3 separate regions of the Homo sapiens genome follow, and all the other regions are linked to region 2. A link is an interaction called in ENCODE POLR2A ChIA-PET data of the cell type or tissue named here. Cell type or tissue: Caco-2. All regions are shown on one strand.

What was found. ChIA-PET counts read pairs that join two places held together with the same protein. Peaks named below come from ENCODE experiments on the same cell type or tissue, not always from the same donor. Only the 100,000 strongest peaks of a DNase experiment are listed, where the experiment ranks them.
Region 1: POLR2A ChIA-PET joins it to region 2 with 6 read pairs; 4 of 35 experiments call an interaction of 5 or more read pairs at or near these places.
Region 3: POLR2A ChIA-PET joins it to region 2 with 5 read pairs; 3 of 35 experiments call an interaction of 5 or more read pairs at or near these places.

Annotation. Positions count from the first base shown.
Region 1 is chr13:72,985,993-72,988,492 of GRCh38, reverse strand. All of the region lies in intron 16 of PIBF1 (progesterone immunomodulatory binding factor 1), which reads right to left. Among named protein-coding and RNA genes, the nearest start is that of KLF5, 72 kb to the left of the region's middle. In Caco-2, no CTCF peak of the experiment used is centred here; a DNase peak (open chromatin) is centred at 1,502.
Region 2 is chr13:73,094,842-73,097,341 of GRCh38, reverse strand. No RefSeq gene overlaps it. Among named protein-coding and RNA genes, the nearest start is that of KLF5, 37 kb to the right of the region's middle. In Caco-2, no CTCF peak of the experiment used is centred here; a DNase peak (open chromatin) is centred at 961.
Region 3 is chr13:73,033,551-73,036,050 of GRCh38, reverse strand. No RefSeq gene overlaps it. Among named protein-coding and RNA genes, the nearest start is that of KLF5, 24 kb to the left of the region's middle. In Caco-2, no CTCF peak of the experiment used is centred here; no DNase peak of the experiment used is centred here.

The DNA.
Region 1 (2,500 bases), 110 kb after region 2:
TTTGTACTGCAAATTGTAGAATAGTATTAATATCTGCAACTGCAAACTGCTGTTATCTACAGCCCCTCGATCTCCCTATCTAGATACTTGCTTCCACTTGTAGGGTAACATCACCCTGGGATTGTCTCTTTGCCTCAAAAGAAGTATATACAAATTTTAGGTCTGGAGGGAGGAAGAGAGGGGACAGAAGTGAATGTTCACTGAGTATCTACAATGTACCAGGCTTTGTGCTGAGTATCTTACATAATAATTTAATTCACACTCAAATACCAAGAAGTAGATATTACTTTAATTTTGAAGAGAAGAAACTGAGGCTTCAAAGACTCAAGAAGGGCCAGGTGCGGTGGCTCATGCCTGTAATCTCAGCATTTTAGGAGGCAGAGGCGGGTGGATCACGAGGTCAAGAGATTGAGACCATCCTGGCCAGCATGGTGAAACCCCGTCTCTACTAAAAATACAAAAATTAGCCGGGCCTGGTGGCATGCGCCTGTAGTCCCAGTTACTTGGGAGGCTGAGGCAGGAGAATCACATAAACCCGGGGGGCGGAGGTTGCAGTGAGCCGAGATCACACCACTGCACTCCAGTCTGGCGACAGAGCGAGACTCTGCCTCAAAAAAAAAAAAAAAAAAAAAAATAAATAAATAAATAAATAAATTACAAAAAATAAAAAAAACTCAAGAAGGCCAGGCATGGTGGCTCATGCTTATAATCCCAGCACTTTGGGAGGCCAAGGCAGGTGGATTGCTTGAGTCCAGGAGTTTGAGACCAGCCTGGGCAACATAGCAAGACCCCTTCTCAAAAAAAAAAACAACAAAGGAAAATAAAAAAATTCTAAATAAAAATAAATAAATAAAAAGAAGGCTCAAGAAAATTAACCATGTTCATTTAGCTACTAAGAAGTGAAACAGCATTCAAATTAAGTAAGGCCTTTCTGGGGTCAAAGCTATCATTATACAATAATGCAGATGCCTTCCATCAATGTCTGTGATACACACAATTTCAGGTTTGGAAGAGATCTTCAAGTTATTTAGCCCAGTCTCTCTATACAATTAAGAAATCCCCTCTGACTATATGGCCACCTAGCCCAGGCTTTAAAAATGAAGACACATTAGGTATTAATCTAGGTTTTCCTTACTCAACTATAAAACCAAAACACTCCCGTTTCAAAAAGAAAAAAAAAAAAAAGTAGAACAACAAAACAGGATGTGTCTCCTCATAGCATCTAGCCTTTGGTTTAATTCTGGACTTTGGAGACATGTGTAACAAATCTCTTACTGCCTGTTTTACGTGCCTACTTTGAATTTCTTATCTTTCACTAAGTCTTATCTTCTCTAAACATCCCCAGTTTCATTCATCTCTCTTATGACTGAAAAGAATTCTTTCATCATCCTGTTTTCCTTACATTGAAAATTTTTGGGCCTAGAACAGAATAAAGAAAGAAGTACTGACTAGAGCAGAGCAGGTTTATCTACTTCTTATTCTAATACATTTAAGATGACAGAGGCCGGGCGCGGTGGCTCACGCCTGTAATCCCAGCACTTTGGGAGGCCGAGGCAGGTGGATCAGGAGGTCAGGAGATCGAGACCATCCTGGCTAACAAGGTGAAACCCTGTCTCTACTAAAAATACAAAAAAATTAGCCGGGCGCGGTGGCGGGCGCCTGTAGTCCCAGCTACTCGGGAGGCTGAGGCAGGAGAATGGCGTGAACCCGGGAAGCGGAGCTTGCAGTGAGCCGAGATTGCGCCACTGCAGTCCGCAGTCCGGCCTGGGCGACAGAGCGAGACTCTGTCTCAAAAAAAAAAAAAAAAAAAAAAAAAGATGACAGAAACATTTTTGGAGCTATACCCTATCTATGACTGAAGGCTTAGTGAGAGCTCATGCTTTTATACGAATGATAGCAAATGAGAGACAATTGGGCTGTTACAGCCTCCGGGACATAACTAATCACCTGAAACATTCTTTCACAATCATGGATATGATCTTAGGGTAATTCTCAACAGTGATCCAGATAAGAAGCTATTATTAACACACTGAAGTAGGTTCCTGAATTAAAATCTACTGCTATTGTTGACTTAAAACAGGAGTGTGGGAACCTTAATTCTATTCTGATTGGTTTGCTCAGACCCTTTTGTGCATCTCATTACTGATTACCCTGGACTTCTCACTACTTTCCCCACTCTGCTTTCTGACATTCATGTTTTCTTGATGCCTGGCTTTGTGACCAAGTGCAATTGCTTTCCCTTCTATTAACAGTAGTCATCTGGCTGCTGTCTAGTTTCTGGTCTTAACTTTTTCATCAAAATTTTTTTTTCCTTCTTTTTTGTTTTGTTTTTGAGATAGGGTCTCACTCTTGCCCAGGCTGGAGTGCAGTGGTGCAAGCACAGCTCACTACAGCCTTGAAGTCCCGGGGTCAAGTGGTCCTCCCACCTCAGCCTCCCATGAAGCTGGGACTATAGGCACGAGCCACCACATCTAGCTAATTATTTATTTTAAAAAATTTT
Region 2 (2,500 bases):
ATACTGTAAATAAATTCTAAGGGCTCCACAAACCCTTGGGGCTGGTGTGTTTGCACATATTCTTACCTTACTCCTGGAGTCTGCCTCTATTGTTAGACTTATCACTCTCTATTGTCATGGGTATTTGTCTATCCCACTAGATTGAGAGCTCCTTGAGGGCAAGACCTGTGGTTAGCATCAGATCAGGTTCTAAGGAGATAATTCGCAGGTGTTTGGGGAGTAAGTAAGTGAATTCCTTTGTGTTTGAGTGCACTGGAAGATTGTTCTCACCCACATTCCTCTTCCACTCCCTCTTTGCTCTCCATATACCATCTGATCTCCCTTCATTTTCCTGTGCGCAGCCCCCTGCTTCTCTCCCAGCGTAGGCCTACTCCTGACTTTCTGATCTCTCCGCTCGCAGTGCTGGAGACTTCAGGCTGGAAGCCTCAGGGAAGGCCTGCCCTGGGTGGCTCACCACAATTATGTGAGTTGCTAATCTTGATGTCATTGCTTGTCCTTTGGATATCTAAGGTGTCCCACTAAATAAGATCACTAAGTGACCTTTAAGATTCCTAACAATTCCAGGATTGTAAGATAAAAGAATTCAGGTCTATTCATTTTCATAGAAATTCCTGCTTCTGATACCAATGAAGTAGCAAGTCCTTGTCCTTTAGAGTCAGTCTACAAGTCAACCGTGGAAGGCAGGGAGGAAAATGTAGGCTCTAAAGAGAAGAGTAAAAATACATAGACAACATGGACGGATAGTCAGACTCACTCCCAATCTCTGCCAAAATTTGAACTCATCCTTCTCCCTTGTCCCTTTGCCGACCCTGGAAGGAATTTACACTAAATGTTTGGACTATCTGCCCAGGTATCAGAATTGCCTGGAACACTTGTTAAAATTCAAATTCCTGAGGCTCCTGCTGTACTCTTTGGAGGCTGGGGGCAGCACACCCCAAATTCTGAGTCACCGAGGCTGGAATGGTGCCAGGAATGCAGATGTTTAACTAGTTCCTCCAATGATGACACCTGGCCAGATTTAGAAACCAGGGACCTAGGGCAAGACTCACTAAAAAAATGCCAAGACCTTACCTCCTCCAAGGCTCCTGCAATCTGCCAGTAAGTAGATTTTGAGTAACTGAGGAGCTTTAACACTTGGCTATTAGATTAAAGTGGGTTTTGGTAGAGTGGTCAGAAACAAATAGGAGACGGCAAAGAGTTGAACTCAGCTGGGAAAAATCTAATGAGCTTTTTTGTTGTTGTTTTAAAGAATATACAATATGGCCAGGTGTGGTGGCTCACCCCTGTAATCCCAGCACTTTGGGAGGCTGAGGCAGATGGATCACCTAAGGTCAGGAGTTTGAGACCAGCCTGACCAGTATGGTGAAACCCTGTCTCTACTAAAAATACAAAAGTTAGCTGGGAGTTGTGGCAGGCTTCTGTAGTCCCAGCTACTAGGGAGGCTGAGACAGGAGAATTGTTGAACCCGGGAGGCAGAGGTTGCAGTGAGCTGAGATCACACCACTGCACTCCAGCCTGGGCGACTGAGTGAGACTCCATCTCAAAAAGAAAAACAACAACAACAACAAAAAATTAGCCAAGTGTGGTGGTGCATGCCTGTAATCCCAGCTACATGGGAGGCTAAGGCAGGAGAATCACTTGAACCTGGAGGCAGAGGTTCCAGTGAGCTGAGATCATGCCACTGTACTCCAACCTGGGTGATGAGTGAAACTCTGTCTCAAAAAATATATAAAAATTAAAAAATAAAAAATATATATACAATATGATTTGGTGACACAAAGAGGCCTCCACAGGCTGGAGAAAGGACCCCATCCAAGCGTAAGCATCAGAAAAGCAGGTTGTGTTTGTCTGAATGAAGAGGATGAGAGGGGTTTAAGAACATGGGAGCAATTACAGCACAGCCATGAAATCAAACATGAAAAAATTGGAAGGCATTTTTTCAACAAAAATCTAATAAGCACCCATCTGCCACGTTCTAAGGTGCTAAGCTTAGGTGCTCAGGGCTCAAGGCCCTCCACGCATGGTCCTTGCCTTAAAGAAACATAACCCAGTGAAAACCTCTGATATCAGCCAAAAGCAATTAAAGCACTTAAGGCCAACTTCATTTTACAGAAGAACATCAGGAATGGAGCATCTAGGAATTTCTCATTTAAGCTCCAGGATTCTGATTCCCCGACGGGGAGATGAAGTAGTTGCTTTGGCCGGGCACGGTGGCTCACGCCTGTAATCCCAGCACTTTGGGAGGCCAAGGCAGGCGGATCATGAGGTCAGGAGATGGAGACCACCCTGGCTAACACGGTGAAACCCTGTCTCTATTAAAAATACAAAAAATTAGCCGGGCGAGGTGGCGGGCCCCTGTAGTCCCAGCTACGCGGGAGGCTGAGGCAGGAGAATGGCGTGAACCCCGGGGGGCAGAGCCTCCAGTGAGCCAAGATTGTGCCACTGTACTCCAGCCTTGGTGACAGCGAGACTCTGTCTCAAAAAAAAAAAAAAAAAAAAA
Region 3 (2,500 bases), 61 kb after region 2:
CTGGATAAACATTCTTGAAGTCCTAATGAGTAAAAAGAAAAAAAAAAACAAAACAAAAAACTTTACCACCTTGTAACAGCTTATATGTTAAACGTGCTTCAGGAAACTCAAGCTCTGTGACTCAAGAATGTTAAACAAGTTTCTTTTCTAAAGTGCTTTGCAGAGCCCTTTAAATCTCCAAAAGAATCACAGTAGTATGAAATGTATGTCAAACATTTGACAGTACAGCTGTTTTATCCTGAGGCTATTGGCGGAACTAGTGTTCCTTCAAAAACACTTTGGGAATTGCTGTCTTTTAGTTGAGTAGTGAGCACTTAGATCCTCAAGCAAATCTATTTTTTTTTTTTAATTCTAAAAAAGCAAGTCTATTTTTTAAGGCTGTACCATTTGGTATAAGATTACAGTTAATGGCCATAGAGTGTCCTAAAGTCAATCGCAGCATAAGGAGTTTGTAAAAATTTGCCACTGTGAGTCTATATATCTAGCAGCTCCACCACTTATAATGAGTGACTTTAGGTAAGGTTTTAAATGTATCTAAGCCTCGGTATTCTCATCTGTAAAACAGGGAGAATATTTACTGCATAGATCGTGGCAAAAATCAAATAAAGGTAGTTGGCACAGTGAGCTTAATAAGTGGTAGATCAAATTTTCTCATTGTTTTAAAGGAAATGTCTAGGTTAAAAGAGTGACCTTCCCTAGGTCACATAGCAACTCAGTGACATTGTTAGAAAGAGACCAGGATTTTGGAAGCTTCTCACTATTGCTTGAATCTACCTCTATTAAGATACTAGAATAGATTATTAAACAAGTGATTTGTAAGAAGAAAAGTAATAACCACTTGAGACCAATGTTATTTCAATACAAATGAGTTGGGCTAAACTAAGACAAGCACTTAAAAAAGAAACAGTGCTATTAAATTGGTAGCCTGGGGGGATGCCAGAGGCATAAGAAAAAAATCTTTGGTGATTCTTTTTCTCCTCCCACCCCCTCCAGGGATGGGGGAGGAATGGAGATTGCTAAGGGAAGGGGGTTTCATCTTTAGTTATTCTGTGGAGTAAGACGGTGAAAGGTGAATTAGCTCACAAGCCTGTACAATTTATTTCTTTTTCTCTTTTGTTGTTGTTTATTTATTTATTTTTTTATGGTGGCGTGGTGGGCGCGAGGGCTCCGAGAATCACTTTTTAAAATCTAGCTGGATGTTCCTAACAATTTATTTATAGCTATTTGAAATAACTGACCCAGAGAGTGATTGATTTCAACTTATAAAGAAATGTTTCACATTTGTCACAAGGCTTCCTATTGGGTTCTCTCTTGACAATTTTTTTTTTTTGAGATGGAGTTTCACTCTTTTTGCCCAAGCTGGACTGCAGTGGCACGATCTCGGCTCACTGCAGCCTCTACGTTCCATCTCAGCCTCCCAAGTAGCTGGGACTACAGGTGCATGCCACCACTTGCGGCTATAGAACCCCATTTTTAGAGATACATGGGGCAAACTAGAACGCATCTATGTAAGGGTGGCCAAGTAGTGAGGAGTTGAGAAGCCAAAGCACACAAAAAGCAAATGATTTTGTGCCATGCATTGGATAAATTCCTATTTATTTATTTATTTTTGAGACGGAGTTTCAATCTTGTTGCCCAGGCTGGAGAGTGCAGTGGCGCGATCTCGGCTCACCGCAACCTCTGCCTCCCGGGTTCAAGTACTTCTCCTGCCTTAGCCTCCTGGGTAGCTGGGATTACAGGCATGTGCCACCACGCCCGGCTAATTTTGTATTTTTCGTAGAGACGGGGGTTTCTCCATGTTGGTCAGGCTGGTCTCGAAGTCCCGCCCTCAGGTGATCTGCCCGCCTAGGCCTCTCACAGTGCTGGGATTACAGGTGTGAGCCACCACGTGCCTGGCCTTGTTTTTTCTTAATTTTTATTTATTTATTTATTTTGAGACAGAGTCTTCTCTGTCGCCCAGGCTGGAGTGCAATGGCGAGATCTTCTTGGCTCACTGCAACCTCCACCTCCCAGCTCAAGTGACTCTCCTGCCTCAGCCTCCCAAGTAGCTGGGATTACAGGCGTGTGCCAACATGCCCGGCTAATTTTTTGTATTTTTTAGTAGAGACAGGTTTAGCCAGGATGGTCTTGATCTCCTGACCTCGTGATCCACCCGGCTCGGCCTCCCAAAGTACTGGGGTTACAGGTGTGAGCCACCAAGCCCGGCTGGATAACTTCTTTCATATGTCTCTGCCTTTAATGCTCTCTATAACCTATTAGGCAGGTACAATTATTACAATTTTCCTCCCCTCCCCCCAAGACAGAATGGGTTCTGGCACCCTGCCTGGAGTGCAGTGACCCAATCACAGCTCACTACAGCCTCCAACTCCTAGGCTCAAGCCATCCTCTGACCTCAGCCTTCCGTGTAGCTGGGATTATAGGAGTACACCACCACACCTGGCTAATTTTAATTTTTTAATAGAGACAGGGTCTTACTGTGTTTGCTCAGGCTGGTCTTCAA